Linked DNA regions of Mus musculus: region 2 is linked to region 1. The links are chromatin loops, found by intact Hi-C in ENCODE. Cell type or tissue: left cerebral cortex. All regions are shown on one strand. Links, peaks and the distances in the headings refer to the core of each region. The heading gives the core; the rest is flanking DNA.

Evidence for each region. Hi-C counts contacts between places; a loop is a spot of excess contacts. Peaks named below come from ENCODE experiments on the same cell type or tissue, not always from the same donor. Only the 100,000 strongest peaks of a DNase experiment are listed, where the experiment ranks them.
Region 2: a loop joins it to region 1, with 2.0 times the contacts of the local background. A loop is called at or near these places in 12 of 42 quality-filtered maps.

Annotation. Positions count from the first base shown.
Region 1 is chr9:66,930,414-66,946,736 of GRCm38, forward strand. Rps27l (ribosomal protein S27-like) reads left to right here and starts at 15,673. Exons shown (of 4, transcript NM_026467.5): 1 at 15,673-15,767. The coding sequence starts at 15,762. In left cerebral cortex, for the core only: a CTCF peak has its summit at 8,656 (motif pointing left); DNase peaks (open chromatin) are centred at 7,162 and 8,652.
Region 2 is chr9:66,859,128-66,875,450 of GRCm38, forward strand. Rab8b (RAB8B, member RAS oncogene family) reads right to left here. Exons shown (of 8, transcript NM_173413.3): 2 at 4,296-4,356; 3 at 1,710-1,770. It overlaps Gm40528 (a long non-coding RNA gene), which reads left to right and starts at 6,570. Exons shown (of 3, transcript XR_870875.2): 1 at 6,570-13,525. In left cerebral cortex, for the core only: a CTCF peak has its summit at 5,604 (motif pointing left); a DNase peak (open chromatin) is centred at 5,793; H3K27ac peaks cover 1,492 bases.

The DNA.
Region 1 (16,323 bases), core at 7,112-9,611:
AAATAAGACAAAATCCAAAATCCCAGTGCCTGACTTGAGTTGTCTTCGGGTCTCAATTCCTGCTGCCCTTGCTGTTTCCGGTGAGCGGTTTCCCTAGTTGCAGCTGTCACAATACAGAAGGTGAGAAGTCAACAAGCAGAAGTGGCCAGGTGTGGTCGCTGACTGAGACTCCTGGCGGGCCACCTGTCCTCAGGGGACCACTCATCTCTCAGCTGGTCTTCTGCTTCCGATATAATCACACCAGTTTATTGCAGTGTTTCTCAAAGTGTGTACCTAAGTTACTGAATGAATCAGCAGATGTTAGCCTGTTATAAGAGAAAGGGTTTCGTGGCCAGAACCTTTTGAGAAATGGTGTTATATATGATACTGCTCTGTCAGACCTGACTCTCAGAGCCTTTACTACACTGAGGTTCCTGGAGACTGTCCACAGCAGGGTGTGGCGCACTGCACCTTTTAGATCACTTGGGATCTATGTTCTACAGAACATAGGTTGGGAAACTGGTTTCATCTAAACCCTTCATTTAAGATACCAAGATACCAGACTGTGAAGTCCCAATGTCAAAGATAAAAATCACGTTGTTTACAGGAAGCTATCCAGAAAGTGGGCAGAAGCCCTGACTGAAGACGCAAAACACCGGCCCCCAACTCCTGGGTTCTGCTTAGTCCCTGGGCCACACCTCCTGCTGTCATCTCTACCACCAGCATATCCACACAGGGGTCAGCCCTCAGCTAAGGGCCTGAGGTCCCCAGCTACTAAACTAATGAAAACCAACATATAAAGAAGCATGTTTACCAAATATTTCAACAGTGAAAGAAGAAAAAAAAAAAAAACCCAAACTCCTCAACTCTCTTTTAGAGGCTGACATTGTCTATCTTCCTGAACCACTCTCCACCTCACATGCCAAAGCAGGGTCTCCCACTTGACCCCAGAGCTCACCTACGGGCTTCGCTAGCTATCAGCTTTCCCTGAAGATGGAGTTTCCACTTCTGGTCACTGTGTTATAGGCAAGCCACCACACCCACTTGACATTTACATGGGTGCTGGGGAGCTACGATCCCTCCTCAGGATTAGTGGGAGCCATCTCCAAACACCTAACCTTGACTCTTCAATGAGCATTTTGTATGCGGTTTTGGAAACAAGACTAATGTCATGTAATTAAGGTATTTCTGCTTTTTTCTCCTTTCCTGCTATTCTGTCTTTTGGATGAGTTATAAGTTATGTCAGAGGGTCCCATCATGCCCAGGATAATTTCCTATACTGGCATCTTAAATCCTGTAAAATGATCATCCTGATGAAACATTATTAGAGATGAATTATTTAAATTTCTTGAGTGGGTGAATTAGATTCACATTGTATCTTAAATGATTAAGATAGTGTCTAGCATATATTAAGCACACAAAGATAAAAATGTTTGTATTAATTAGAAATTATAATCTTTTGATTTGGTTTTATTAACAGATTTAAATTATGGTACTAATACACAGCAATACTAATAGTATTGCTTATCCATAAACAGTCTCCTTGATGTATTTTTGGTGGAAGACCATGAATTCTAATTAATGCCTAAAAACTCGGACTTTTATTTTTTTTTTTTTTAAAGATTTATTTATTTATTTATTATTATATGTAAGTACACTGTAGCTGTCTTCAGACACACCAGAAGAGGGAGTCAGATCTCGTTACGGATGGTTGTGAGCCACCATGTGGTTGCCGGGATTTGAACTCAGGACCTTCAGAAGAGCAGTCGGGTGCTCTTACCTGTTGAGCCATCTCACCAGCCCAAACTCGGACTTTTAGACCCTTCATTTCAGACACTTGCCCTATAATGTAGAGTTCTATATGTACTAGTACATAGGTTCATTTCTATATTTGACATTGAAACACACAGATTCAGAAAAACAGTGAGTCTGTAGATAGGTCCTATCTTCCAGCCACTACTGTTGTATTCTTTGTATTTTCTTTTCTGACATTTAAAAATTGTATTTTTCTGTTTGTTGTATATGGATGTGGGTGCACCTGTGTGTGCGTGTGCACATGGAGCTCAGAAGACAAGCTCCAGGGTCAGTCCATGGGTGCCCTCCACATTCTGTTTGAGACAGGGTTTCTCACTGGCCTGGAACTTTGCCAAGTAAGCCAGGCTGGCTGGACAGTGAGTGCCAGAGATCTGCCTGCCTCCGTCTCCCGCCACTCCATCTCTAGGATCATAAGTGTGCACTACAGTACCCAGCTTCCTATGTGGGCTCTACAGATCAAACTTGATCCTCACACCTGTGAGGCAAGTGCTTTGTCCACTGAGCCATCACTTCAGCCTGTGGTTCTCTGTGTTCGCCCATTTATTAACCCTTGTCTTAAAAGTCTTGGTTACGAGAGCTTAGTCATTCATTTTATTTATTTATTTATTCATTCATTCATTCATTCATTCATTCATTTAGGAGATAGGGCCTCACTTAATCCAGGCTGACCTCAAACTCCCCGTGTAGCCAAGGATAGCCTTGAGCTCCTGGCTGTCCTGTCTCCACCTCCCAAGTGCTAGGATTACAACATGATCCCAGTTCATGTAGTGCTGGGGATTGAACTAATATATGGCTTTGTACATATCAGTCAAGCACTCGATCAACTGAGCTATGTTCCCAGCGGAGTCTGAGTTTTAGTGTATAGCCATCTGTCTTAGTTGGAGTGTTACTGCTGTGAACAGACGACACCATGACCAAGGCAACTCTTATAAGGATAACTTTTAGTTGGGGCTGGCTTACAGGTTCAGAGATTCGGTCTATTATCATCAAGACAGGAACATGGCAGCATCCAGACAGGTATGGTGCAGGAGCAGCTAAGAGTTCTACATTTTCATATGAAGGCTGCAAGCAGAATACTGGCTTCCAGGCAGCTAGGAAGAGGGTCTTAAAGCCCATGCCCACAGTGGCACACCTACCCCAAGGCCACACCTCCAAACAGTGACACTCACTGGTCCAAACATATTCAAACCACTACACCATCTCTTGGGATCTGTGGGGAAATCAGTTCCTGGAACCCTTTCAGATTCCAAAAACTATGGATACTCAAGTCTCTCATATAAAATAGCACAGAATTTTCCTATCACTGTCTCTTGTGAACATTCAGTCATCTCTAGATTACTTATGCGTGTCCTCCTAGTCTATTGTTAAGGAGCAATGGCACGAAAGAAGTCTCTGCACGTTCAGTATAGGCACTGCTTTTTCCAAGTGTCTCTAAATGTGCCAGTTGTATCTGCAGATGTAAAACCCACAGACACAGCGAGACAACTAAGAGGGTCTGGTAATGATATTAAAGTGTTGGTAGGTGGCAGATCACTTTGTCATGGGGTCCTAACACCCTGTTTCTGTCCCAGCAGGAGAAACTCAGAGGATTATGTATTTATAATTCACTGAGAACCACTAAAAATATGACATGCCTGTTTTCAGGCAGTTCAAGGTCCACACTGATGCTCTGGGCTGCCCTGCTGCTGCTACCCCAAGCTCCTCTCCCCAGCCGAGTTCTTTAAGCTGCTTGGACTTAAGCATCGAACATTCTACAGGCCTCTTCTCGGCAAATCAGGATGAATGAGAGGAGGAATGGGGCCAGGTTTCCTGGACTAAACCCCACTTCACTTCAGCAAATCCCTGGGCCTTTCTATCTGCTTTGTCAGCTGTGAAATGAGCAGACTGATTCAGCCCTGCTTCAGAGGGCGACGAGTGGCAGGTTTAATTAATGATGATTGGGATGGGCTTTGTGATGTAAAGTTGTTCATAAACGAAAAGGAGCAGTAGTGTTATTTCACTCCAAGTCGGCTACATTTGGAGTGCATCCCGCTTATGGCTGCCACAGCTAAGCCTTCAAATCCTGTTCGCAGGGGTGCATTTCCCCGGACAGAAAGCAGGCTTGGTAATAGAGAGGCACAAACACGAAACCAGTGCACGTCTCACGTGTCTGGTTGGCAGGCAGCACCAAGATCCACTGGGTCCAGCTAGTGGCAGGTGATAGCTGTTTTTCACAACCCAAAAGAACAGTGTGCATCCATTTAGACTCCAGGCTATTCTGGAAAGCTCCCGGAGATCGAAAGCATCAGACTGGTAGACAAAGTGATCTCCATTGATCTCCCTGGCAAGTAGTCTTCTGGCTTGTTCCGGTTGGCAGCTCACGTTGATAGTATTTTTGTCTGGGTCAATTGTGTACTGAACACAGGCAACAAGGATCAGGGCCCTCGGGGGACTACTCCTGTGTCTTATGGGGATCGCATTCAGTGGAACTCATAGGGACAGAGCTATCTGGTTTACCAGAAGTCATGCTGGTCCATTTGAGTCACCCTGGGAACTGCTCATTCCTTTGACCATAATGAGAATGTTACCTCTCCCCCACAATTCATCTAACAATATCTGCAGCAGTACGTTGTAACTTCCACACATTTATTGGATTTTGGGGTTAGGATAATAAATATCTTCAGAGAGTCACATGCTGTGTGTCGGGCCCCAGTTGGCGATGCAACCGAGAGGTGACTGGAACACAAGAGCACACGCTTCATCAATGGGTCCATCCCATCCATTGATGAGTTCCTAGATGAATAGGCTGGTAGCTGGTGGGGCCATGTTGGAGTAAGTAGGTCACTGAGAAATGTCCCATATGGGTCCAGCATGTGAATGTTTGGTTCCTAGTTGATGGCAAGGCTGGAGGAGCTACATCACTGGAAGGGAGCTTTGAGAGTTTAAACCCTGACTGTGCTTCCTGTTTACTCCCTGCTTTGTATTTGATGAAGATGGGAGCACTCAGCTTCCTGATCTCACTGCTCTGCCTGATAGTCATGATGAAAACTTACTCCACTGGAACCATAAGCCAGAAGAAATTCTTTCTCCCTTAAGTTTGATTTTGGGTTATGGTGTTTTATCACAGCAAGAGAAAAGCAAATGGTACACTACGCATGCTCTCAAAAGTTGTATCTGGTCCCCAGGCCCCTTTTGACCTTCTCTGCTTCTTGGCTGCCATGAGGTGAGCCTCCTTCTCTGTCATACTCTGCCACCACCATGGTGGTCTGTCTCAACACCAGCATAAAAGCAATGGAGTCAACTGGCCATGAACTGATACCGCTAAAGCCAGGAGTTGAAATAAGCCTTTCCTCTTCTGAGGACCTTTCTTCTGGATATTTTGCCAGTGGTAAAAATCTGTCTTAGGCTTCATAAGACCTTGTCTCAAAATAAAGTGTCTAATGAGACAGTCCATGTGAAGAACTTAGCATAGTATCTAACACAAAACAATTGCATAGGAAATCTTTCTGCCTGTTTCTCTCCCTCTGCCTCCTCTTCCTCCTCACCCCTCCTCCTCTTGTCATCATTAATTACAGATTATAGGGAAAGGAGTCTCAGTTGCTTTTCAAACCTAGAAACAGGTTTTAAAAACCTGGCCCATAGCTCCTTTAATGCTGTCTTATACCTGGGGCAGGAATCCACTGGGATCAGGACCTCTAGGTTTTCTGCCTCTCACCCCTAATTTCAGATTTTATTATTTGGTTCCTTGAAGTACGATTGAACCAATTCTCACATATTCATGATAGCCCTGTGTTAAAAGGCTTTTTGCAAATGAATCGCTTGGGTTTTGTGCATATTCATTTTGTAGGTTGTAGAACCTGCTCCTGGGAACACTTAGATCTTGTCAACTGAGTTCTTAGCATGCCTGCCATTGTCATTTCAACACTTTCTTCCTTCCATGCTTCACCTCCAGATTTGATTATTCCACATGAGCACAGCCTGTTTTTTTTTTTTTTTTTTGTAGAGATTTTTAAACATAATATTTGTATCGATTATTTGGGAATATCACATAATGTTCCCTGATCACTTTTGCTTCCCAGTTTTCCAGGTCTTCCCTCTACCCCAGTGACCTTCTGCCCATCCCCTCAAACCTAAAGATTAAAAAAAAGAAAAAAGTCCATTTTGTGTTGTCCATATAGTCACTGGAGCATGTTCAAACTCCCTGTGGCCAGCCCCTTCAAGAAAAACGAATCCTTCCCCCTACTGAGCCCCCCACCATTAGCCATCAACTGTGAGGGACTGTACACCATCATCCTTATCACAATTTTTATGACTTCTCTTTAGTGGCTTCCTGTATAGGTTGTTCCTTTTATTAAGGGACAGGAGTTGTCCCAGAAGCCTTCTGTGTCTCCCTTTTTTCAACTGTGCGTCTGCAGTCGTCGATACCACTGCAGTAGAAGTTTCCTTGTCCTTCACAGTCAGCTGGAGCACAGACCACACACATCCACCTGGCCTCCAGTGTCAGCACACGCCACAGACCTCAGCATGGTCTCTGGTGGCAGTGCATGCCATGGATACCCATACAGTCCCCAGGAGCAGCCCAGTCCATGGACATCTGCATGGCTTTCAGTGATAACACGGGCCACAGACATCAACACCCCTCCCCAATCCCCGCTGCAGACCCAGACATGGGTCCCAGCAGCTGCATGGACCACAGACATCATTATGGCCTCAAGTTGTTGACATCTTTCCCCCTGAGATTATGGAGAAAATGTTTTCTATAAGAAACTATGACCAATGGGTATGGTGGCACAAGCCTTTAACCCCAGTACTTGGAGACAGAGCTGATGGATCTCTATGAGTCTGATCTCATCTACATAGCAAGCTTCAAGCCAGCCAAAGCTTCACAGTGAGAGAATGTCTTATAACAAACAAACAAACAAACTATATTCAATTAACATCCCATGTTTCAGGGAGAAGACAGAACAGCAATGGACAGTCTAGAGAGGATTTCAGTGCCACGGGAAGTCGTGACAATGCTTAGGAAGGAGTAGTACCCTGTGGGGTTCCATTGACCTATGCCTCCTTTCCCCAGGCCCCTCTACAGGAGCTACTATCACCTCAAGTATCTCTGCTGCCCTGGCCACAGATGGTTGGGGCAGACACTGTAGAGCCACACTGAGACAATGATTCTCTCTCTGCCACATTTGGAATTGGGACAGAGAACTCTGGTCAGCCACAGTTGGCCTCAGAAGTAGGACAGCATATAAAAGGGAGGTGAGGCCTTATTCAGTGCGTGCACAGGGAAGCGAGAGCAAGTGGGCTGTGGAAAGAAGAAACCAAAGTATCTGGGAGAAGAGATGAGAAACTAGGTTGCCCTGGGAGGGTAAGGGAGGCAGCCAGAGGATAGCCGTCTTCATTCCCAGTGGCCGGCCTCTCAGGATTCTGTTCCCACTCCCATGGGGCTTGGCCCTGGCACATGGCCAGTGCTCAGCTCACTTTCGGCTCAGGGCAAGTGTGAGAAGTCTCGTTTACTTGAAACTCAACAAGCCAGAGCTAAGCCCATAGGCGGGCAAGGAGAGGGGCTAAGCCAGGGATCTGCTGCATCACGCTGGCCTGGCTTGATGCCCACCCTGGGGTTTTTGTCACGATGCCTGACAGTGGCAGGCACACAGGTAATTCCTGATGGTAAGATTAGAGGTAAAAAATTATGGAACGATGCTCTCTCTTCATCTAGTCATTTCCTGGTATATTTTCTTGTGAAGTAGGGAAGTGGGTGGGATTATGATGCTACACTCAGGGTTTTGTCTAGCCTGGGATTTTTCTATAGGGCAATCTGTACCTCCACTGTACCTCCAGATGACACTGATCATGTATCTTTCAGAAACAAACAAACAAACAAACAAACAAACAAACAGACAGACACCAGCCATCAGGAACATCCAAATCCTATCCAGCTTCTCCAACAATTGATCAGGCCGAGTTCAGGGACTCTGACTCTGACATGCAGGTATGGCCCTGCCCCAGATTCAAAGGTAAGTCCTGTGTCTAGCTAAATGCTCTGAGGTACCCTATTACAGTAGTTCAGGGACACAAGCTACTGTGAATTGACTTCTTGTCTTCTGCTTTGATGACAAGAGCGAGTCCCAGTTCCCGGTCACAGAGCTTGCTTCTTGATGGTTAGGCTTTCATCCCTAACCAGGCTTCTTCTATCCTTCAAAACCAGTCCTCTGAGGCTGGAGGGATGGCCTTATCAGTTAAGGAGCGCTTGCTGCTCTTGTAGAGAACCAGATTTGGTTCCCAGCACCCATGTCTGGTAGCTCACAACCATCTGTAACTCCTGCTCCAGGGAACCTCTCTGGCCTTCAATAGTTCGATATCAGCACGATGGGATTATTTACACAACAGAAATGAGAAAAAACTATGGACCAGCACACATAGACCTTGCATGCCACAAACTCATTTGCCAAATGCCATTGCTTGAGATTATACATTATACAAAGCCTGCTCAGCTGCCCTCATTCATAACAACAGGCCTCTACTGGGTACTTGAACAAGACATCATCATAATTTGACATGTTTAGGACCCATGCTTCATGTAGAGACATTTTTGTGTAAGAGGAATTTAAGTAATTTTAATTCAGTTAACTAGTTTCAGATGAATGCAATATTTAGGAGAAGATACTAAGGGTAAATAAACTCATGATCAATTGTCTAATACACTGTATACCTTCTTCAGGAAAACCGATGGTACCCATTGACTGTGTCTGAAGGAAATTACATAGCTATGTGTGGAGTCATTAGCACAAACCAGGCAGATGGGGAAGTCTCCTGAAACAAAGATGACCTACCTCTCTCTTGGCCAGCACATGTAGGACAAGTAGCTCCTTGCGCCACCTACTGGAACTTGAAAGGACAGTCTCTTTTCTTTTGATGAAATGCGTTCTTTATACAGATGGGAAATATTCACGTTACTTAAGGTGGAGCTAATGTAAAGACATTGGATCAACAACATAAGATGTAGAGGCCTAAGTCACTTCTTCCTTCTTCAGTACTGGGACTGAGCCCCAGCTTCATGCACACTAGACAAGCACTGTGTCACAAGGTATAGCTCTAGCCCTGAAAAAGAACAAGAAATTAGTTATGAGATAGGGTCTCTGATCACTCGGGCTGGCCTTGAATTCACTCGGTATCCCATGCAACTTTGAGCTTACAATTCTTATGCCTTGGTCTCTCAAGTGGCTGAGATATAAGCCTGTACCACCAGGAGGTCCAGCTCAAGCTGAGATCTTAATTTTAAATTTATTTTTATTTGTTGTTGTTGTTGTATGTATGTATGTATGTATGTATGTATGTATGTATTTGTGTGTGTGAATGTGTGCACATGCACATGCACATGCTTGTGGAGGTCAGAGGACAACTTTGTGGAGTTGCTCCTCTCCTTCTACCTTCCAGTCCATAAACTCGGGTTGTCAGGTTTCCATCACAAGTACTTTTACGCACTGAACCATCTTACCAGTTCCCCAACTAGTTTTTCAACTATTGACAAGCATTTGGGGTGGTAGCACATGCCTTTATTCCCAGGACTCAGGAGGCAAAAGCAGATGGATCTCTGTGAGTTCCATGCCACCCTGGTCTACAGAGTGAGTTTTAGGACTGCCAGGGCTATGTAGAGACTCTCTCTCTTTCTCTCTCTCTCTCTCTCAAAAGTCAACTAGCACAATGAATTGTAGTTAGCATTTATTAAACGCTTACACTATGCACTGTTTCATCTGATGAGACACTTTATGAAATTATTTTTATTTTAGGGGACTGAGGTGACAGTGGGCAAAATTCGTGTCACTTAAGCATGAGAACCTATGATCCCCAGCACCCACATAAAAAGCCAGGCATGGTGTGTAGGCTTGTAAGCCCAGAACTGGGGAGACAGGAGGATCCCCAGAGCTCTGCAGCCAGGCATCCCAACTGACCCAGTAAAAAGACACTGTCTCAACAAACTAGATGGACAGCTGCTGAGGAACTTACACAGTTTGACCTCTGGCTTGTACACACATGCACATGTATGTGCATATACATTTTACACACATGTACACACATGTGCATATACATTGTACACACAGGCACACATATGTGCACATACTTATGTGCACCCACACATATATGCATACCTGTACACACACACACACACACACACACACACACTTCATTTTATAGTCAAGAAAACAGCTTTCAGTTAAGTCTCCATGCTCCCAAGAGAGGGGTTTACATTATCTGCCCTCTGTATGTTACAGACATTCCATTAATAGTGGAGTTTTTCGTTGTAAATAATGAAAGCACCATTCATTCTACTTAACACTTTGAGCCCTTTAGCTACAGCCTTTTGATCAGCTTTTAGCTAAGGGAAAATCGGAAAGAATTCCATTTATTTCGCTTATGCACACTTCCCAAGAGAAGAAGCCACATTCATTGTGTTGTCATCAATCCCCAAACAAGTACAGCTTATTCTCCCGGTTCTAGAAGTGAATTAACTGAAGACTACCCAGAATTCAGAGGTCTTTGGGTTTTTTTTTTTCTTCATCCAAAAAATTAAGGGAGGAATAATAAATGGCATTCACCAGGAAAGATCCAGAAAAGTTGAAACTAGAAGGATTCTAGCTGAACCACACAGCTAGTCCACAAAGAGCAGCCATCGAGTCAGCTGTGTCAAGTGGCAGGCTTTCGCAGCTCATTTCTAGCATCTGAGGAACGAACAAACCCTGACCTTTGAGTGGCATGTGGAATTTTAAGCGAAAGAATACAGACAAAGTATGCATGGGACAGCAGTGGTTATTAAAAAGTGATTAATGTAGGCAATAAGAGTCCACAAAAGGGAGAGGTTCCAGCCATTCGTTTATGCTGACCTCAGAGCATCTTTCCTATGGGCTGCAGGATCACCAGAAGCTTGGAGAGAGTGCCTTCCTATGACTCAAAGTAAGTAGCTCTGTTTCTTCCCTGGTGGCTTGGGCAGACAGAAGGTTTGCAGGCAGAGATGGCAGGGGAGATGAGGAGAAGGCCAGAGACTTGACCCTGGAAGGCTGGCAGGCTAGATTCTAGGAGATCTCATCTGGCTACTAAAGTTCCATTTGTTTGTTTATTAAGACTGGGTCTCACTTTGTAGCCCAGGCTGGCCTGGAACCCTTTCAGTAATTCTGCCACTGATTCCCAAATGCTGGAATTACAGCCACACCCATCACATCTGGCTGAGTTTATTTATATATAACATTTAAAAGAGGGGTACTGAACTTCTGGCTCTTATAAATAAGGCTGCTATGAACATAGTGGAGCATGTGTCCTTGCTATATGTTGGAAAATCTTTTGAGCCTGTGGAGGCCTGATGCCCCAGCATAGGGGAATGCTAGGGTGGTGAGGTGAGAATGTGGGGGGGGAGGGGGAACTCCCTCATAGAAGCAGGGAGGAGGGGGGATGGGATAGGGAGTTTTCTGAGGGGAAACTGGGAAGGGGGATAACATTTAAAATGTAAATAAATGAAATAACCAATAATAATAATATATAAAGACAATATAAGAAGAACTATAGAAGTACTTGAAAAAAAGAAAAAAGACCACTCACTGTTCTTGAGGTTGGAAAGTCCAACATCAAGTGCCACTTGTTTTGGATGAGGATCTGTTTGTGTCCTGAAAACTCACAGCAGTGCTTCTCACCCCTAGCTGCACATAGAAATCACCTGGAGAGGTGTTTAAAGACAGTCACGGGATCTCTCATTTAATTGTCCGGTGCCGCTGCTTTGATGCTTCTAATGTCCTATTAATGTCCAGCATCCTATGGTACAGGAGGGCAGGACTCGCTGGCATGAGAAGCAGATGCCCCTTGCAGGGGAAGGTGGATGATCTCTTGCTCCCATCAAGAGAAATATTCTTGTCCCTGGAGTAGCAAAAATCTGACATTCCCACTTTTAAGGTAAAAAAGACTCCAGAAAGAGGCAGTGTGTGGCTGGCAGTGTGGCTCAGGGAGCATGTGTTCAGCATGTGCCTGGCCCTAAGTCACACCCTCTGCGCCATACGTAGAACAAAGAATTCTGTAAGTCTAGTTAAGGCTTCTTATTTGGGGATGTTTACACACATCTCTGGAATGTGATGAGATTCAGATTCTGGCTCTGAAGATCCTCGAAACTGCCCTAAGAGTCTCTGTTTCTAAATGGTTAGTAAGTTGATGGGATGCTGCTGGTCTGCAGAGTGCAAAGGCCTGAATGGCTAAGCCCTAACAATGGTTAGCATCCTCCTGTACATTTCAAGCATAGAACAGGGAGAGCCTCAGGCCTGTCACACTCTGGGGTTCCAGGGGCAGGGTTGACATTGTTAACTGACTAGATTAAGACTGGGCAAGGACTGAAGAAATGCACTGTGGGGGTGGGTGGGGAGTGCGCTGGGGGACTGCCCACAGAGGACTGCCATGTGTGATGTTGACTGGGTAGGGTTGCAGGTTCCACCCTTAATTGCACCTTCCAGCAGGCTCCAGCCTGGATAAAAAGAGAAGCGAGATGGAGGCTGTGGCCATATGCCACTTTCCTTCTGAGTGGGTATGGCCATGCTGCCGTCATTGTCTGACAGACTCTAGAATCCTTGGCCTTTTAAGTTAGACTTAGTACATTGGACTCTCCAGGGAACTTCCAGACTTTCCAGATTGTGACTGTTAAGGCAGTGAGCTTCCTGAACCGGGAAGCCACTGGGTTCTCAGTTTCTCTAGCATGACGACAGTCATTGATGGACTATCCAGCCACTCCCTGCTCTCTGTCCCTCTCCCTTCCCCCACCCCCATTTTCCTCCTCTTCCCTTCCTTTTCTCCTCTTCTTCTCCTTCTTTCCCCACCTCTCTCTCAGCTCTATCCTTTTAGAGAACCCTAATGTTTAATAATTTTTTGAGAGGCTTTTCAAGATAGGGTTTCTTTGTGTAGTTCTGGCTATCCTGGAACTTGCTCTGTAGACCAGGCTACAAGATCCGCCTGCCTCTGTCTTCTGAATGCTGGGATTAAAGAAAGGTACCACCACCGTTGAAATTCAGATCCAAGAAAAACAGCTGAGGTGCATTTAACATACCAAAATGGACCTGGCCTTCAGGTTCTCCCAGCATCCCTCAGTCTCTCTCTCTCCCCCCACCCCCTCCCTCTCTCTCATACACACACATACACACACCTTCCCTGGCCTAATTCTTTAGGACCAGTAAGCTGCTTCCCAATAAACCTACCTTTATATATTCTAATCTGACTTGAATTGACTCATTTCAATGGAGAAATAACTTATCCACCACCATCTGGCAGAAAATCCTAATTCTTCTTCTTGCCTCACAATCTGAAATTAAACACATGTTCTAAACACTATTTATCATGTGTGCCAACACTGCATGCATGTTTATTAAAGTCAGAGGACAGCTCTAGGGAATCCAACACATGAGTTCCCTGAATCAAACTCAGGTTACCAGCTTGGTGGCAAGCACCTTGCCCTCTGAGCCATCTCACAGGTCCCACGGTTTAAATCCTGATATAGCCAAGGCCTTATCTATAAAAAGGTTCTTTATATGTTGTTTAGTTGTGAAAAGTAGCAGTAAGGGAAGAAAACAGTGAAAGTTAAGACCAGTTCCCAGGTCTTCCTTCATTCAGCTATTATTTCTGTAAGACATTACCATAAATATAGTGGTTTAAAACAATACAAATGCATAATGGTAAAGTTCTGTGTTTTGAAAGTTTGACCCAGATCTCACTGGGTTGAAACTGAGCAGCGTGGAGGAGAGCAGATTCTTTTTTTTTTTTTTTAAAGATTTATTTTTTTATATGTAAGTACACTGTAGCTGTCTTCAGACACTCCAGAAGAGGGAGTCAGATCTTGTTACGGATGGTTGTGAGCCACCATGTGGTTGCTGGGATTTGAACTCCGGACCTTCGGAAGAGCAGCCTGGAAGAGCAGTCAGGTGCTCTTACCCACTGAGCCATCTCACCAGCCCAAGAGCAGATTCTTTATGGAGATTCACTCCCTTGGTTTGCTGCTTGTACCAACCTCCCACATTCCTTGACTCGATGTCTCCTTCCTCCATCTTCAACGTCAGTAGCAATGTCTGCTGTGGTGTTAGCACACACCTGCATCCCAGCATGCTGGACACTAAGGCAGTAGAATCAGGAGTTTGAGGCTATCTGAGGCTATATAGCAAGACCCTATCTCCAAAAATCAAAACCAAAACAAACACCGCCAACCCCCACCGCCATCCCCACCCCCACCCTATTATGGTGAAGAAACTTCATGGCCAAGGCAACTTCTAGATGGAAAGGTTTATTTAGGTTTATGGTTCCAGAACAGTAAGAATCCATCACCATCATAACACGGATGTGTGGCACCAGGTAGGCATGGCAACGGGAGCAGCAAGCTGAGAGTCACATTTTAAAGGACAAGCGTGAGGCAGAGAGCAAACTGGGAATGTAACTCTTTTAACACCTCAGAGCTGGCTTCTAGGGACATATTTTCTGCAATGAGGCCACACCTCCTAAGCCTCCTAAGCCTAAACCGCACCAACTGGGTCTCAAGTGTTCAAATGGCAGAGACTAGGGCAGGCATCTCATGCAGACTGCAGCCTTAACTGTACTCGTCAAGTAACCACAGACCATGGACATTGAGACATTGGAACTTCTAGGACCATTATTTTCCCCGTACACACATAATAATTTACATAGTTATCTATATCACCATATTTAGTATTGACTTACAGTTTATTCATTTTTGGTGTTCCAGAGATGGCCCCATATGGCTGAAGATGATCTTGAATTTCCAACCCTCCTGCCTAAACCCCAAGTGCTGGATTATAATAAGTGTGCCCCATACCCCTAGATGTATCCAGTGCTGGAAATCAAACTCGGGGTTTCTTACTTACTGGGTGAGCACTCCTCCATGAGGGAATGCGGTGTTTTAATTTTCTTCTGCTTTATGCAAATTGAGTATTATACATCTTTTTTTTTTCCCCAAATTGGTAGGACAGTCTTAGGGTCAAGCTTATAAATGGTGTATGTGTGTGTGTTTAAGCCAGGGGGTCAATATCAGGTTTCTTTCTTAGGTGCCACCTACCACGTTTTCTGAGACAGAGGCATATCAAACACAGCAGCAAATGGGATTTGTTTAAAAAACTATTTCAGAGCAAAGCAAACCGGAGGTGAAGCCTATCCGGTGCAGAACTTCAAGTCTCACTCCTTAGAAGGCACAGACACAAGACTAGAAGTTTGTTTCACAACCCGTCAGTGGGATCTTTCTAGTTAAAAATTATTTATTTAGTGGTGTTAGGGATTTAACCTAAGGCTTCATGAAGGCAAGGCAAGCATGCTATTAGCTGAGCTACACCTCCAACCCCAAAATCAGATTTTTAAATTTAATTATGAGTGTGTGTGTGCGCGCGCGCGCATAGGGAGTGCAGTGCCATAGAGATCAGAAAAGACCTGCAGATCTCCCTGGAGTTGAGTTTGAGGCAGTTTCGAACCGCCCAGCTCGGTTCTGAAAACCAAACCCAGATCGTCTGCGGGAGCAGTACACAGTCTTAACCAACACACACTCTTAAGCGCTGAGCCAGCCCCCTCCCAGGCTCGCCTATGGTGTTTGTAATACAGCGAAGAACAAAGATTATTGTTCCGTGTGTCCCCCTGTCCGCTGCCCCGCACAATGAACAGGGGAGACCAGGCTAGTTGCAGCCTCGGGTCTGGTTTCCCTCTAATGCCTAATGCCCGGGCCTCCGAAGCCCGGCCTGGGTGCAGGGCGGAGTCGGAGTTTAACGCAGAAGCCATTTAAATGTCCCTCATTGGACTTGGCCCGGCGGTCAGGGCGGGAGCCGTACCACTGAGACGGGAGCCTAGAGCGGTCGCCCCCGCCTCCACTCCTCTCCACTCCTCCCCGCCGCCTCTATCCCGGAAGTTGCTGAGGGGCGCTCGAAAGCGAGCAGTTCGTCTCGGCGACCTGGAGCGGCCGCGCTTGCGGAGCCGTCACCATGCCCGTAAGTTTTTGACTTTGGGCTCGGGCTTGCTTTCCTTCAGGCTTTCTGTTAGTCTGGCGCCTCGGCAGGCGGCTAAGCCCGCGGCGTCTCTTGCTCCTGCGGGCCGAGGCATGGCGGGCTTGTTGAGACTTGTCCGGGCGACACGGCGCGGCATGGCGTGGCGGGCCCTGTCCGGGCTCGCGTGAGTGGCCAGCCCGTGGGGTGCAGCTCCCAGCTCACCATGGGCTTCAGGGTCACTAACGGGCCTCGCAGCTTCCGACACGTTCACTCCACCCCGGGCGAGCATGCCGCAGCCCTGTGCTGGCCATTGGATGTGGAGCCCCGGGGCTGAGGTCATCCCGGCCTTGTTCTGATCTGCTGCGCTGCGGCTTCGGGGAGGCCCGAGCCAGACGCTGGTTTTTACTTAGCTTTGATGGCTACCCAGCCAAACGACAAAGGGGTTCTCTCTCCCATATGCTGCCCGAGCGCTGTAAAGTGCCAGGAAAGGACTGGCAACGTGTGGGTGAAAGTGGTCCTATCTTGAAAAGTTAGGGTCTTAAGTACCCCCTCTGCGGAG
Region 2 (16,323 bases), core at 4,588-7,087, 74 kb before region 1:
AATCTTGTGTGAAAGGGAGAAATTACTGATACTCAAATAATAGTGGACAAGGGTAAGTGGGGGACGAGGGGGGTGATAGAATGACAGTGGAAAGACCTGTAGACCTTGGTCACATCCTCCTGGATGCAAAGGATAACCTTGTACCCCTTCAACTCTGTTACCCTAGCACTCCTAGGACTATCAGAGTCACAACAGCTGTACCCTACAACCTGCCATGGGCCCCATGAGCTTAATGGTTTAGCTTTCATAGACTGTCAGACCATATCAGGCTTCATCATCAAAATTCAAGGCTCAAACTTGGGCTTGGCTTATGCCTACTTAATTTATTTGTTTTTTGGTGCTAGAGATTTAACATCAGGAATGTTAAAGACACATTCTACCACTAAGCTAGACTAGGACCTAAAAGCTAGCTCACACTGAAGTTCTGATGTGGGCCTCACAGCTCAGGCATGGCTCACATGCCTCTGATTCCCAGTTGCTTGTCCACCACTGAGCTCCCAGCAGCATGTTAAGTCCCGCCCAGAGCCAATAGGCACTCTAAGTGCATTTGAGAAGCACGTAAGGACAGAAAACAGTCATGTAACAGAGCTATGACAAAAAGGACATGGCCAGGGGTAGCCAAGAGGGCTCTGGCAGCCAAGGTCCTCTAGAGTTATTACTCAGCCACTCCTCGCCAGTCAAGGGGACTCCAGAGAGACAAGCCGCATGCAAGGCCAGGTAGTGGGGCTAGAGAGGATGCAGGCTGACATGGCTACAGTGCCGAGGGACACAAGGGAACAGGAAAGGGACACTCAGTTTCAGGGTCTTGGGTCTTCTAAGACTGCTCTCAAGTGCTCATAAAAGGAAAAGAGACCACAAAAATGTAGAAATAGCTCAGCTGAAAGTAGAGGAGTTCTAGAATAGCTAAGAGCTAATGGCTTAATTACTTATTATAAAGACTAATAGCAAAATATAACTTCTAAAAACCAAATACAGTTTTTGTTTTTTTTTTTAATTCTTTAAAATCTCTTGTTAGGGCTACACAGAGAAACCCTGTCTCGAAAACAAAACAAAACAAAACAAAACAAAAAACCAAAAACCAAAAAACAAACCCTCTTGTTTTTACATTTAAAAAATGTATTTTCCTTCAGTTTACGATGCAGGGAGGGGAGTTTATAACAATCAGATGAAGTCCTGGCTGAATAGGTATTATTGATAAGGACACCAATGCCTTGGGCTCACGGGAATTAGCAAAGTCTACCCTGGATCAGGCTCAGGAAATGGGCAAGCCTCCCCCAGGTTGGGCGCAGGCACCTGGCAAAGCCTTTCTCTGGTCTGTGTGTGAATGTTGACTGAGTGTCTAGGAAGCATGAATGGAGACGGCAGCTTCCTCATCCAGATGTTTACTGCCTGAACTGCTCTTGTAATGCTCCCACCAAGACAAGCTAGCCCCAGTCTTCCGTCCATAATCAGTGCTCTGAATGTCCTGTGTAAGTGCTGCTCTATCAAAGTAAGCAAGAGTCACCGCTCCCAGCTTTTCTGTTGGTGTGTCTGTATGTCTGTCCTTCCTTCATTCCCTCATTTGCACCATCAGGTTTCCAGGACCAAGACGGCCATGCTGAATGCAGTGGTCCTAGGCTCAAGCTTCATATCCATAGACAGGCAATGAATAGCCCTGTTTCCCTGTTTTATTTTCACCTGAAAGGTTAGAACCTTTGAAACACACTCACCATGGCTCCTCTATAGTATGCTGTCGTAATTGTTCGGAATCTTTCCTGGCCCGCCGTGTCCCTAAAACGTGAAACAAAGAAAGGAAAGAATGGTTTTAAGTTACCAGCCACACGGGTAAGGACCCGAGTCACAGCAGATAAAATTCTGATCTGCCCACAGTTTACTGAGGCAGGGGAAAGGAGAACGCACACAAAGATGGCACATCGTGCCTTGAGAGCTGGAGGCAGCAGTGGCCACAGGAGCCTGTCAGAACTCACAAAGACTTGGATGAAAAACTCGGACTTGTTATAAAAGCAGCAATGAGATCCCACTAGGAACTGGGCTATGGGAGGAGGCAGAATGGCTCTAAATTCTTGGACTCCCAGAGGCAGCGATAACCTATCTATAAGTGCTACATTAGAGAGCCATTTTGCTTTCTTGACTGCATGGGTGATTTCAGTACAAAGCACACTGCTGAATGACTACATGTATTCTGCTCAGCAGAGCAGAACAAACTATGTCTCTTCTAGAGCACTTTCAGAGCACAGCCTGCAGTTAATTACAGAGGAACCTGGAGTCCAACATCATTCTCCAAGTTTCTAAAGAATAAACATAAACATCTTGGAATTACACAATCTTTCAGCTACCCTTCCTTTTTGAGCTGAGGGCATACCGTTAAAATATGCAGGATTCTAGGATGGGAGTGTGGCTCAATAGTAGGGCACTGGCCTAGCAAGGCCCTAGGTTCAGTCTCTGGCATTAATCCAGGGCTTTGTGAGGGGGAGCACATGTGTGCTTCACACTGACACACTCCAAGAAATACGGGCATTTCTAATTAAATTCATAGCTTCAATCACACAGAAGAATCTCCTTGATATTGGGAGAAAGTCATTTGTTTTAATTTTCCATTTATAGCCGGAACTAATTCACTTCCTGTGATACTAAAATAAACTAAATTATACAATTTAATTGCAAAGAACAGAGAGATTTGTGGAACTATATTAAAGATCTAATATACAGTAAACCCCACCAAAGGATAAAGGTTCAAGGAAATATAGCCAATTAAACAGCAATTATCTTCATATTTATATCTACTTTATAAAATACTTCCAAACATGATGCCTCCACAGCCCAGAGTGAAGTGGGTGATATTATCATCTTTACTCTGTAAAAGATGCAGCAGGCTCAGGAGAACTATGGCCTCATCTTTGCCACTAAACAGCTCTCAGCCTTGAGTGAGACTCAAACAGTGCAGGTCTCAGCTGTTGGGCACCAGGATGAGACTCACACCAAACCCAGATCTTGTTATTCTCTTCCCTATCAGCATTAGAAATGTGACGAACTTATTTTGTGCTCAGCAACAAGGAGGAACAGAGAAACCAAGCACCTTTGAATGGATTAATCATATTTCCTTGACTCAAATACATTACTGATTTAGAAACAGCATATACATGCACACACTTACACACACACACACATATACACACACACACAAATATAATTAAAAAAACCTTTAAGGTTGAATGTGTTTCTCTGAGTTCTGTGATGGAACAGGGGGTGTGAATGGCAGTAACAGGTGACAACTTACTGCTTGCAAGTAGCATCCATATCCGTAGTATATGGCAGTCTGTGGGATTGTGCCCTCGACTTTTGATAGCTGATGCTATCTCTAAGTGAACAGTGCCAGAATTGAGTTAAGTCATGGAACGCCTACATAGTATCGTTTGGAGAACTGCTTAGGGTGGGCATAGAGGGTATGCCAAATACCTTGGATACATTTGGTATCCAAAATGTTTAAATATTTTTTAAAACTCACAGTACTTATTTTTTCCTTATTTCTCCATTAAATAGGCCCTACTTGATAAATTATAAAATAACAGAGCTATCGAACCTTCAATCTCATCAATCCAGGCTCATTTATAAGTGAAAAAAAGGCAGAGCCTGAGAAGGTGCAATGGTTTGGAGAAGTTTCTCCTGCAGGTCTTAAAGGCCTGGTCTTCGGGGCAGTGGAATCTTTGGGGGCTGGGCTGAGTGGGAAGTCCTGAGGTCATTGGGAGCATGTTCTTCAAGTGGATTGTAGGGCCCTGGGCCCTTCCCCATGCTCTGCCAAGCACTCCCTGCCACTGCCACCCAGCCCCTCATCAGAGACCCAAACCAATGGTCTCACCTAATCTAGGTCCAACTGGGAGCCCAAGCAAAGCATCTCTCTTCATAAATGCAGTGTCTCACACGTTCTGTGACACTGTGTTAGGGATGGACATAAAAGCAAGTACTTTCCCCAAAGTCCTCAATTTACAAGGCTGTGGCTTGACTTTCAGACCCAGGCCTGACTTTCAGCCCAGGGTCTGTACCATTTTGCTGTGTCTGAGTCACAGCTGTGACTACAATGAAGGAGTGTATGCTTTTGAGAATCCGTTTTTTTGGTTTTTTTCTTGTCCAGAGCTTAGAACAGACGGGCTCTGGACTTCCTTCCCACTCTGGTTTTCCAAAGGAAAGGTCTGAATGCCTGGATGATGTTTCTAATGTCTTGAGTCACATTTTAACCTTAGACTTCCAATTCCAGGAGATATTCCACAGGCCTTCATTTTTTTTTTTTCTTAACTTACCATATCTGAAGTTTAATTTTCTTTCCGTCGAGTTCTATCGTTCTGATTTTAAAATCAATTCCTGCCAGAAAACAAAAAAGGATATGCTAAGTTCCTTAAATTCAATCCAAGTCTTATTAGGGAGGGAACAAAGATTTCTATTGAAAAAAAAAAAAAGCTCTCCAACGCACTGGAAAATGTGAGCGCACAGAGGGTGTGAATGGCATGTTTCCTCTGAATTCAGGCTGGAGAAAGGAATGCTAGTCACTCTGCAAAGCATTCCCACACATGTGAAGTGCAGGATTACAGGCCTCATTATTTGGGCACAAATGGACCACATCCTTCAGAGTTACATAATTCAGAAGGACTGAGAACATAACATATTTTCTCCTTCCTGAAATACATACACACAATATTTTCAGTCCTAGTGCCCCAACCTTCCCTACAGAAGACTGTAGAGACTCTTTAAAACAATTTTCTTCCCCTCCCTTCATTTATTTTGTTAGAACCTGCCCACTTAGGAAAAAGAAAATGAGACTCTGCCCATTTGATGTCCAGGGAGGGAAAGCTGATTCTATTTTATACAGTTAGCAGGGACTCCATATACATCTCAATTAATGTTCCCTGAGAGTTACTGCCTAGAACTGAAATGGCTAAAATGCTTTTTAGCCCTGGCCACATTTTGGAATTCCAGAGAGAACAACAACAACAACTCTCTTGACTAGGCCTTCCTCCTCCCTAATCCTGAGACTGACTTAGCTGGTTAGTCTGGTTAGCTGGTGATTTTCAAAGCTCCCTGAGTAATTTGAAACTGAATCCAAAGCCCAGCAAGCCCAAAGGGTGACAAGAAAGGGAAAGCATTTAGGACTTTGGCACTTCAAAAGTTGGACATCTCTTCACCTATGCATCCGCAAGCCGTGACAATCAAAACTTACTTAGGACTCTACCACACAGCAGTGCACAGTCCTTGTCTCAGTAGCATGCTTTATCATTAATTGGGAAGCAGGCTTTATTTTCATTTTTACTTTTGAGACAAGGTGTCATTAGCTAAAGCTGGTTTCAGGTCACTGTGGAGCTGAAGATGACCCTGAATTGACTTTTCTGCCTCTCCCTTCCCAGTGCTGAAACTGCACACATGCACCACCACTCCACCACCCCTGTTTATGCAGTGCCAGGGAAGCAAGGACTTTCTACAGGCAAGCACTCTACCAACTGAGCTATAGCCCCAGCCCCAGGAACGAGGAAGGGCTTCTGTAGGGATCAGAGATAAATACAACTGGGCAGCAATGCACTAAATCGCCCTCCTCTGGCCACTCAGCTGTATTTAGTTTTTTTTCCCACTCTTTTACCTTTTACACTAAACTCAGTTTCCAATACTTTTCAAGAACATTTATAAACTGTGTCCTATAAATGGTCTTGAACAGTAACTGCAGCATTTGGAGTGTGGAGGGGTATCATGCAGCCATGTATAATATTTCTTCACAGGGAGGTGGAAAGCACCCAAAAGGACCGTTTCCCAGCTCCTGCTTTCAGTAATGCATATGCATAAACCAACTGGATTTCACCCTCTTCCCTCTGTGGTACTTTTCCATGCGGGAGCCTTCTTAGCTTTCTGCATTTGGAAACACACAAAAATCCCACCCAAGCCGATCTAACAAACTAGCCTCTTAATCATTCTCCTCTCTCACTAATGGCCCTGGACTGTGAGCAATACAATCTGATACCAGTGTTCCCAGGTTACACGCCTCCTGTTTCCTCCTCTCTGGTAGTTGGCTTTGCAGGAGCAGTTGGAACTGTAAGCAAAACTTAGTAGTGTGACTAGTGCTGCAAGCATCCCATAGCACCTGTGTCTGCCCTCACTTGTTTCAGGTGTAGACACCAGTCTTTATTGTCATTTGACTTTTTAAAATACCCCCAAATCCAGTATAACAATGACCCATAGAGATCCTCTTTTGCCAGGCAATGTGACTCAAATTGGTTAAAAAAAAAAAAAGTACTTGGCAGCCTGAGTTCAATCCGGGATCCCACAGTGGAAGAGAGAATTCCTTAAAGCTGCCCTTTGACGTCCATACATGGACATGGTGTGTGTGTGTGTGTGTGTGTGTGTGTGTGTGTGTGTGTGTGCGCACGCCACATAAAGCTCAAGTGTACAATAAATTAAAACAAAACAAAAAATCCTTCTTCCAGTCTTTAGCTCTTTCTAGCTCCCACATAAAGAACAATGCCTAACACTCAGTAGGCATTCAGTAAGTGTTTCCTAAAACTAACATTCAAAAATGTTATGGCACTTGGGAGGCTGAGGCAGGTGAACCTCTGAGTTCAAGGCCAGCCTGGTCTACATGATGAGTTCCTGGAGAGCCAGGGCTATATGTAGAGAGACCCTGTCTCAGAAACAAACAAACAAACAAACAAACAAAAACAACAAGAAAAGAAAACAAGAAAACAAGAAAAGAAAGGAAAGAACCCAAGTCCCCTGGAAGAGTGTGTGCTCTTAACTAGTGAGCCACATCACAGAAATAAAACCCACTAATAGGAGTGGCGAGGAGGACTGGAGGGTGAGAAGTGAGACTTCAGATTTGCAAGTTCTGCTGAGTACCTCACAAATCAGGAAGACATCACCCAGCACTGAGGTGCGTGCGTGCTTCAAAATGGAGAGACAGTGGATCTGTGAAATGTGCTTGACCTCCTTAACCCCAACCAAATGTGGCTTGAGAAAGCCTCCATTCTCAGATGCTCCAGAGACAGGAAAATCCAACTTCACTCAGCACTAGGCTACCTCAGTGATTTGCCTTATAAGGAAAAAATGGTCTCAGTCAATCCCATCAGCCAAGCTTTAGTCAAACCAGGTTCAAAATAAGGCAAATGCCAAGTTGTAGTTAAGAGGGCTTCTTTCTCCCTATCTCATTTGCCCTGACCTGTAACTGCTATCCAGCCGTGTGGTAGCCCTGGAGCATCACTGAACCTATCCTATTCTGGGGTCCACCTGACTCATGAATCATTCTGGGCTCATAAACACTATTAAATTTAATTTGTTTAAAGCTTGTTTTTCTTTCTTTCCTTACATATGCGTGGGAACAAGCTATCTCCATAGCAGAAGTGGAGGTCAGAGAACAACTTCTTTGTGAATGGTGGTATTTGGCATTGCTTTAGCTGCAGAGTATAGTTGGTTAGCTAACGTGGAAACACAATCAGGATCTTTCACTAGAAACGAAGGGTATTAATATTACTGACAAGTGCACACACATGTATGCACACCCAAACACAGACAAGCATGCGTGTTCTCATAATAGTTACAGTGATATAAAATCTCTCCCCCTAAAAATGAAGATATTTATAATTAGCTTGACAATAATACCAATAGAAATGCAGAAAACCAACATTCACTTTAATATTTCCTTTTCTGAGACAAGAGAGTAATTACGATAGAATTATATTGGTTAGGATACTCTGAACTACAAGTAACAGACTTCAACTCCAATTAGCTTAATGTAGCTGCTAACTCAGAGAGTAAGCCCAGCAGAGACATGTTCAGAGACCCTCAGTCCAGGGGTCCCAGCTCTTTCCTCTGTACCTCCCTCATCTCTGCCTTTCTAAAGGTTCCAGTTTATCCTCTGACTAATGTCAGCTCCTGACAACAAAAGCAAGATGAGAAGAGAACAGTCCAGCTACCTATTCCCTTTTATGATGCCCTTGTCTTCATGACTCTTCCTTTCTTTTTTCCTTCCTTCATCTCTCCCCTCTGGAGGCATAATGTAAAGATTATCCTTGTATGATTCAAATGCTGTGTTCGGTGCCCCCAAATGTGACTGCAATCCTTACTCTGAGAATCTCCCGTCTTGATGTTGTGTTTTTTGTTCCCCAATTATTCTCTGATTGGTCAATAAAGCTAGCTGATCACCCAATAACTGAGCAGGGGAGAGACTAGAACAGGACTTCTTCCCAGTTAAAGAGGGCAGGATAGAGAGGAAATAGGAATTCAGCTACAAGGAGAGGGTCTAGGAAACACCATGAGAAAACAGCAGAGATAGGCAGAAAATGCAAGTATCTCAGGAACTTTGGCTGGGAGGTAGCCACAGTAGCTTAGAGGATTAAAATAAAGTAATATAAAGTAGTACTGCTCAGTTACTGTGCCTTAAAGCTGTAAATAAATATAATAGAACAGTCTCAAGTATTTGGAAACTAGCTAGGTAAGAGAAAAACTGTAACATTAATAAAAATGCCAGTAATAGCTCTTTATTTTATGTGTATTCATGTATAGAGTGGGTGCACATCAGTGTGTGTGTGTGTGTGTGTGTGTGTGTGTGTGTGTGAAAAGATCAGAGTTCAGCCTAAAATGCAGATCCTCTGGCATGAGTCACCTCTTTAAAAATCCCTGTATTTATTTATTGAAGGTAGGGCATGCCACAGTGGGAATCAGAGGACAACTTGTGGGAATCTGGTCACCCCTTCCGCTGCCTGAGTCTCAGAGACTGAACTCAGGTTGACAGGTTTTGCAGTAAACACTTTTATCCATCGAAGCATCTCACCAGCCTCTCTCTTACTGGCCTGGAGAGGAAAGCGAGGCTGGCTGGCCAGGGAGCCCCAGAATCCCACCTTCCAAGCATGTGGAGCTCAACATTCAGCTTTTTTTTTTTTTTTTAAACATAGGATTAAACTCAAGTCCCTGTACTTGGAACTTTACTAATAAGTTCTCTCTCCAGCCCCCTGTCTTATTTCTCAAGGACTTGTCATTGGAACATCATGCTCTGGTGGGCTAAGTCCTACTTCCTGCAGTAACCACTGCCTTGGGACTTACCAAGATTGAACTAATTCACCCCAAGATTCAGGTTAAGGCCCATCCTTGCAATAATGAAGCTGAGTTACTTCCCCGGTACACAGGGCTACTATAAATAGCTCAAGAGTGGAAAGCCTGCTTGGCATAAATCATATCTTTTATAATATTCAAATTTGTATCATTAATACAATTTCATATTTGCATCTGTGTGACGTGGGTAAGCCATGACCAGAGTCATGCTGCCGACACGCATATCAGTCCACTCCACTGACTGGTGCCAGCTGTACTTCTCTGACGTTCACTTCAACCACTGCTTAATCAAGAAACAGAAAATACATAGGCAAGATATGGGCAATCCAAGACTCTGATGCCACCTCTGCTAAACTGTGATGGTGACAGCCAGGACAGTCCTCCAGCCCTCCTGGCCTGTTCTAATTCCCCAAAGGAGCTGTGGAGAGGAGGGGGAGGAGCTGCCACAAATGCCAGCATCAACAACCACAGTACAGGTTTCTGTGAGGTGTGTGGGCAAAACACCTTTACACACAGATAAAATAAATAAACATTTTGAAAAAGAGTAAGATTGAAGAGGGCTATTACATCTCTAAAAAGCATAGCTTTCTGAAGGAGCTTAGCTATGTTTAAGGTCAAAAGAGTCATCCGATTTCAATAGACTTTTAAAGAGCATCAGCTTTTGGCAATGAATAATATAATAATTCATGTTCAAAATGATAGCTTTGTGTTGCCCTGACTTGAGAACACTTCATGAGTTACTTCATAGCAACGTGGAGGCTCATCCAGCTGGCAATCCAAACCATCATCTACCTTGGGAGACCAGACTCCCCGGTCGAGGCTGCACTGCTCAAATATACCCACTACAATTTTTCTTTTTCATAGTCTTAAACTGACTTGGCTTCCCCATTAGTATTTATCTATTCCAACAACATAAGAAACAAACTGTAAAAAAAAAAAAAAAAAAAACACTCCCAAGGGACTCAAAGCCATTTTCATTTTGACATTTTTTTTCTGAATGATTCTCATAGAAATGGCAGCTCACAATTGATTCGTGCTATTCACTATAAAAGGCAGGAGAGGAAATAGAACCACAGAATCACAGGCCTGGCAAGAATCCTGGAGAGCACAGGTTTGTTCTCATGGCTAAGAAAATGGGCCCAGATAAATGTGGGAATTTCATCAGTCATAAAGACTCATGCATGATGGATTAAAGATTAAATTGTTTACATTTTAAGATCACAACTGCAGCCCAACATGATGCTGCACATCTTCAATCCTAGCACTCAGGAGGCAGAGGCAGGCAGATCTGTTAGTTAGAGGCCAGCCTGGTCTAAACAGTGAGTTCCTGGACAGTCTGAGCTTATACAGGGGAACCCTGTCTCAAACAAACAAACAAACAAACAAACAAGCAAACAAAGGACTGCCCCAAGAGACATGAACAAGAAGCCCAGGCCTGTGATGCCTATTCACTAAAGGGCAACATCTGAGATGCCTACCACCAGGAGAGAACACCAAGAATACACTCTTGTTATTCAAAGAGTGACTGCACTGAGGCACTTAGCTATGCCACACCTGTCAACACACCTGTCAACACACCTGTCAACACACCTGTCAACAGGGCTGAATTTAACATAACATTAACTGGAAAAAAAATAAGTTCAGAAATACAGTCAAATTATTACTGGAATTCTCTAAAACCACTACAAAAAAGTCTGTTTCATTAGCACGTAGTACATCCATGTGTGAAGTAGTATCATTTATACTTACGCCAGAGGATAATTAAACTGTAAAATATCTCCATAAATATGATGGCTCAGCAGTTAAGAGCAATGGTTGCTTTTCTAGAGGACCTGGGGGTTCAATTCCCAGCACCCACATGTCAGCTCACAACTGTCTGTAACTCTAGACTCAGGGGATCCAATGCCCTCTTCTGGCTACCATGAGCACTGATACAGAAGACGCACAGATACAGGTACAGGTAAAATAGCATACACATAAAATAATAAAATATAATAAAGCATAAAAACATGCATGAGAATGGTTGGTAACAAATTAAGGATAACTATTACTTCTGGAAAGAAATGAAGGGAGTAAGGATTCACAAGGGGTTGATTCTATTTTTAACTCACTAATTTTTAAAAAAGATTTATCTTTCAATTGTGTGTGTGTGTACACCTATATGCACATCAGTGCAAGTGCTTATGGAGGCCAGAGCTGTGGTATTCCCCTGGGGATGGACTTAAGACAGTTGTGAACTACCTGAGATAGGTGCTAAGAACTGAACTCAGATCCTCTCAACGATCAGTATGTGCTCCTACCTGCTGAGCCATCTCTCCAGCCCTTTAATTTATTATTTTTAAAATCAAGTAATAGGTACATGGATATAGGAGTATTTTGTATTAGCAATACTTTCATGTACATGTACGATTTCTTTATTTTTATTTATGTGTCTATCTGTGCTGCCTGTGAAGGTATGTGTACATGTGTGTGGTATGCACAGGTGTGTGGGTATTTATAGAGGCTAAAAGAGGGTGTCAGATCCCCTGGAGCTGCAATTACAGGCAGTTGTTATCTGCTCTATGAGGATACTGGGAACTGAACTAGGGTCCTCTAGAAGAACAGAAAATGCTCTTAACTGCCGAGTCGTCTCTCCAACTCTTTTCATTTACATTTTTTTTTTAAAAAGCATCTTTGAAAACTGGATGTGGTAGTACGCGCCTTTCATCCCAGCACTTAGGAGGCAGAGGCAGGCAGATCTCTGTGAATTTGAGGTCAGCCTAGTCTACTTAGTGAGTTCCAGGACAGCCAGGGCTACATACTGAGACCTTGTCTCAGAAAAAAACAAGCAAACAAACATGATTTTTTTGAAAGTAAATCATGGCTGGGGTGATGGCTCAGAGGATAAGTGCTTACTAGTCAAGCATGAGGACCTCAAATACATGTTAAAAAACAAAACTAAACATTAGATGTGGCACTATGACCCCAGCATTGTGGGGTCAGGGATGCTCTGGGGTGGGTGTGTTCTTCTTGGGCCAAGCAGCATAGCCAAAACAATAAGCTACAGGTTTGTTGAGACATATGCTTCAAAAAATAGTCAAAAGTGACAGAGGAAAACACCTAACACTGACATCTGACCCACACATACATACAAAATAAAAGATAAATAATAGAAATTTAAAGCAAACATTAGAGGTTTGGAAAACAAATATGAAGGGAGATATCCATTCACCACATTTAGGAAAGCCAAGCCAAGTTTTAGTAATGAAAGGTACTTAAAAAGACTTAGCTGCAGACAAGCAGGCCTATCACCCCTGTTCAATATAGAGGGCCTGTGAGCCTATAGGTGCAGTGGTTTTCAACCTTCCACTCTGCGGCCCCTTAATTCAGTTCCTGTGTTGTGGTGACTGCAACCATAAAATTATTTTCATTGCTACTTCATAACTGTAAAGTTGCTACTGTTATGAATCATAATGCAAATATCTGTGTTTTCCAATGGTCTTAGGTGACCCCTAAGAAAGGATCATTTGACCCCCAAAGGGGTTAAGACCTACAGGTTAAGAACTGCTGCTGTGAGCCAGGCATGGTGGCACACGCCTTTAGTCCCAGCACTTGGGAGGCAGAGGCAGGCGGATTTCTGAGTTTGAGGTCACCTTGGTCTACAAGGTGAGTTCCAGGATGGCCAGGGCTATACAGAGAAACCCTGTCTCGAAAAAAAAGAAAAAGAACTGCTGCTGTAGTGAGTTACCATGTTGAGAAGGCTCTCTGTGTTGGGTAGGGGAACTGGACAAGACAAAGGAGTCCTGATTTTCCATTCAATGAGAGAAGGAAGAAGGACCCCCCCCCCCCCCCCCCCGCCAATTCCTTCCCCTGGGCTGTGCTTACATCTCTGAGGAAAAAGCATTTTCTGGGAATATCCACAGAACACTGGACTTCAAGACACCAGAAAGGTGTGATGTGGAGTGTGTGTTCATTCACAGTACTGCTTATAATACGGTTGGTTTTCAGAAACCAGTGAGGCAGCTGGAGCCAGCTGGAGAGACGGATTTCACCAGAGCCTAGGAAAAAACACTGAGCCTAGCCCAACCCACAGTTGCTGGACCTCACAGGGAAAAGGAACTCTGATGGAAGAAAAGAATGGGCCACCTTTTATCCTGCAAGTTAGAAATAATTTAACATGCAAGAAGGGACAGAGTGGTAACCTCTTCTACACTGGAGTCAAACTAGTTGACAGATACTAACAACCATAGTACCTCCGACAAGAGAAGAGGGGCATCCCGGGTGAGTGAGGGTGAAAGTCAGCTGAGTGTGGGAAAGACTGCTTTTAGCCTGGCCATGGGAATGCTCTCTGGGAGGGCAGCGGGCCAGCTCTCCTGACCTTCAGCATGAGCTGTGACTTGATGCATTCTGTCCTGGGACACTCGGGGGAAGCTGTAGCCTGAATCGTGGAAATGAGGAGTGGGGAGAGGTAAGGGGCCTTCTTCAGCTTCGCTTCCCTACCTGATTCCTACTGAAGTTTAGGGGTTGCTGTTGTCACTCACGTCTTGTTTTGTTTTGTTTTATGATCTGATCTTCTAGCTGCAGGCACTAGAAGTGTGGTAGGAAAGTCCATTTTCTGGATCACTCAGTCTTTCAATAAATGACGGCAATGTAGAATTTCAAGACAGGTTTACTCAAAGTGCTGAACCTACGTGGATTGTCTATGTCCTTTGATGCACTTTAAGAGGCAGAAATTTAGCATTGTGCTTTTATGAAGAAAAAAGGAAAGATGTACTCCAGTTTAAAAGCACACTTGATGGGGCTGGAGAGATGGCTCAGCAGTTAAGGGCACTGGTTGCTCTTCCTGAGTTCAATTCCCAGCAACCACACGTTAGCTCACAACCATCTGTAATGAGATCTGATTCCCTCTTCTGGTGTGTCTGAAGAGAGCAACAGTGTACTCACATACATTAAATAAATAAATAAATAAATAAATAAATAAATCTTTCAGAACAAACAAGCCAGCCCCAAGCTATCTGCATATGGGTTATGTAGTTTGTCTATTTACATTCCTGAACTATTTCAGAAATGGGGGTGGGGAAAAGCTTCTCAAATGTTGATATCTACTTTAAAGCTTTATTTATTTATTTTATGTATGTTGAGTACACTGTAGCTGGACAGATGGTTGTGAGCCTTCATGTGGTTGTTGGGAATTGAATTTAGGACTTCTGCTTGCTCCAGTCGACCCCACTTGCTCTAGCCGGCCCCCGCCCCCTCTGGCCCAAAGATTTATTTATTATTATAAATAAGTATACTGTAGCTGTCTTCAGATGCACCAGAAGAAGGCGCCAGATCTCATTACAGATGGTTGTGAGCCACCATGTGGTTGCTGGGATTGAACTCAGGACCTTCAGAAGAGCAGTCAGTACACTTACTCACTGAGAGGAATCTACTTTAAAGAAATCTACATATACTCTACAAACAAGATATCAGAAAATACAACTTAACCTTTACAAAGACACCTGACATCCTCAGAGATGCACTGGACCTTTCTTTCCTATTTCTTCAGTTCTATTCTATGAAGAGGAAGTGGTAAGCTAAGCCCCATTTGTGGTAGAAATAAACAGTAACACAAAATGCCATTTCCTGCTCAAAAAAGCTGCATAGCTTTGCACTATTTCAGAATTTTCTACTTATATCTCAATTCAATGTAACTTGACATAAGACTACTTCATAAGGCAGCTGTACCTATTAGATCTGACTGTGCTAACAAGAGATAACAAACTCAGGAATTCATTCTAGAAACTGAGGAAGAATCCTTACTGTTTCCTTAGGCCACAAACATACATGACTGAATAAAAACCACTGTGCTTATTTATGCACTGTTTAATTTGTTTGGCAGTGTTGGGGATAGAACCTGAGCTGTGTAAATACTAAACAAGCACTGCACCACTGACCTGTGTACCACTGAACTGTGCACCACTGAACTGTGCACCACTGAACTGTGTACTGCTGAACTGTGTACCACTGAACTGTGCACCACTGAACTGTGCACCACTGAACTGTGCACCACTGAACTGTGTACTGCTGAATTGTGTACTGCTGAACTGTGCACCACTGAACTGTGTACCACTGACCTGTGTACTGCTAAGCTGTGCACCATTGAACTGTGTACCACTGACCTGTGTACTGCTAAGCTGTGCACCACTGAACTGTGTACCACTGAACTGTGTACCGCTGAACTGTGTACCACTGAACTGTGTACCACTGAACTGTGCACCACTAAACTGTGTACCACTGAACTGTGCACCACTGAACCGTGTACTGCTAAGCTGTGCACTGCTGAACTGTCTACCACTGACCTGTGTACCACTGACCTGTGTACCACTGAACTGTGTACCGCTGAACTGTGTACCGCTGAACTGTGTACCACTGAACTGTGCACCGCTGAACTGTGTCCTGAACCCATATGCATGCTTTTACTTTAAGAACTTTCTTTTATGTGCATGTGTGTGTGGAGGACTGTGGAAGATCTAAAAAGCAACTGAACACTATAAGCAGGGTTAACAGGCCATCCCTGTTGGAGCTTGGAAGACAGTAGTGCTAAGAGCTATGTAGAATATAAAGACCTGGCTTAAGAGCTTTCAGAGGAGAACAATGTTAGCAACCAGTCTAGAGACCATTATTGTGATATATTGGCAAAGAATTTGGCTGCCTTTTGCCCTTGTCCTAAGAATTTGCTTGAGGCTAAACTGAAGAGTTTAGGACTAACTTTGTTGGTAGTGGAGATTTCAAGACAGCCTATTATTGACTCTGTCTTGTATTATTCTTATGCAGATCTACAGTTAGAAAAAACCAAGCAGAGCAAAAAGAATTAAAAATTATACAGTTGGAGGAGAAAAAGAACATTAGGCAATTTAATGTTGTAGCCAAGTCTTATGCTCAAAGATATGAGAAGTTCAGAGAAAGGCCTCGTGTTAAATAGAATAAAGGGAGTGCTGCACTCAGGGTAAGACCCTATTCCTGATACCAACTCTGTCTTAGTACTTTCCTATTGCTGTGCAGAAACTCCATGACCAAGGCAACTTAATAGAAGACAGAGTTTATCGAGGGCTTTCAGTTCAGAGGGTGAGCAGATCATCATCATGGAGGGGAACACGGCAATAGGCAGGCATGACCCTGAAGCAGTAGCTCAGAGCTTACATCTTGATCCATAAGTATAAAGCATAAAAATGCTGGGAATGGCATGGGATTTTATAACCTCATCACATGTCCCCAGTGACACTT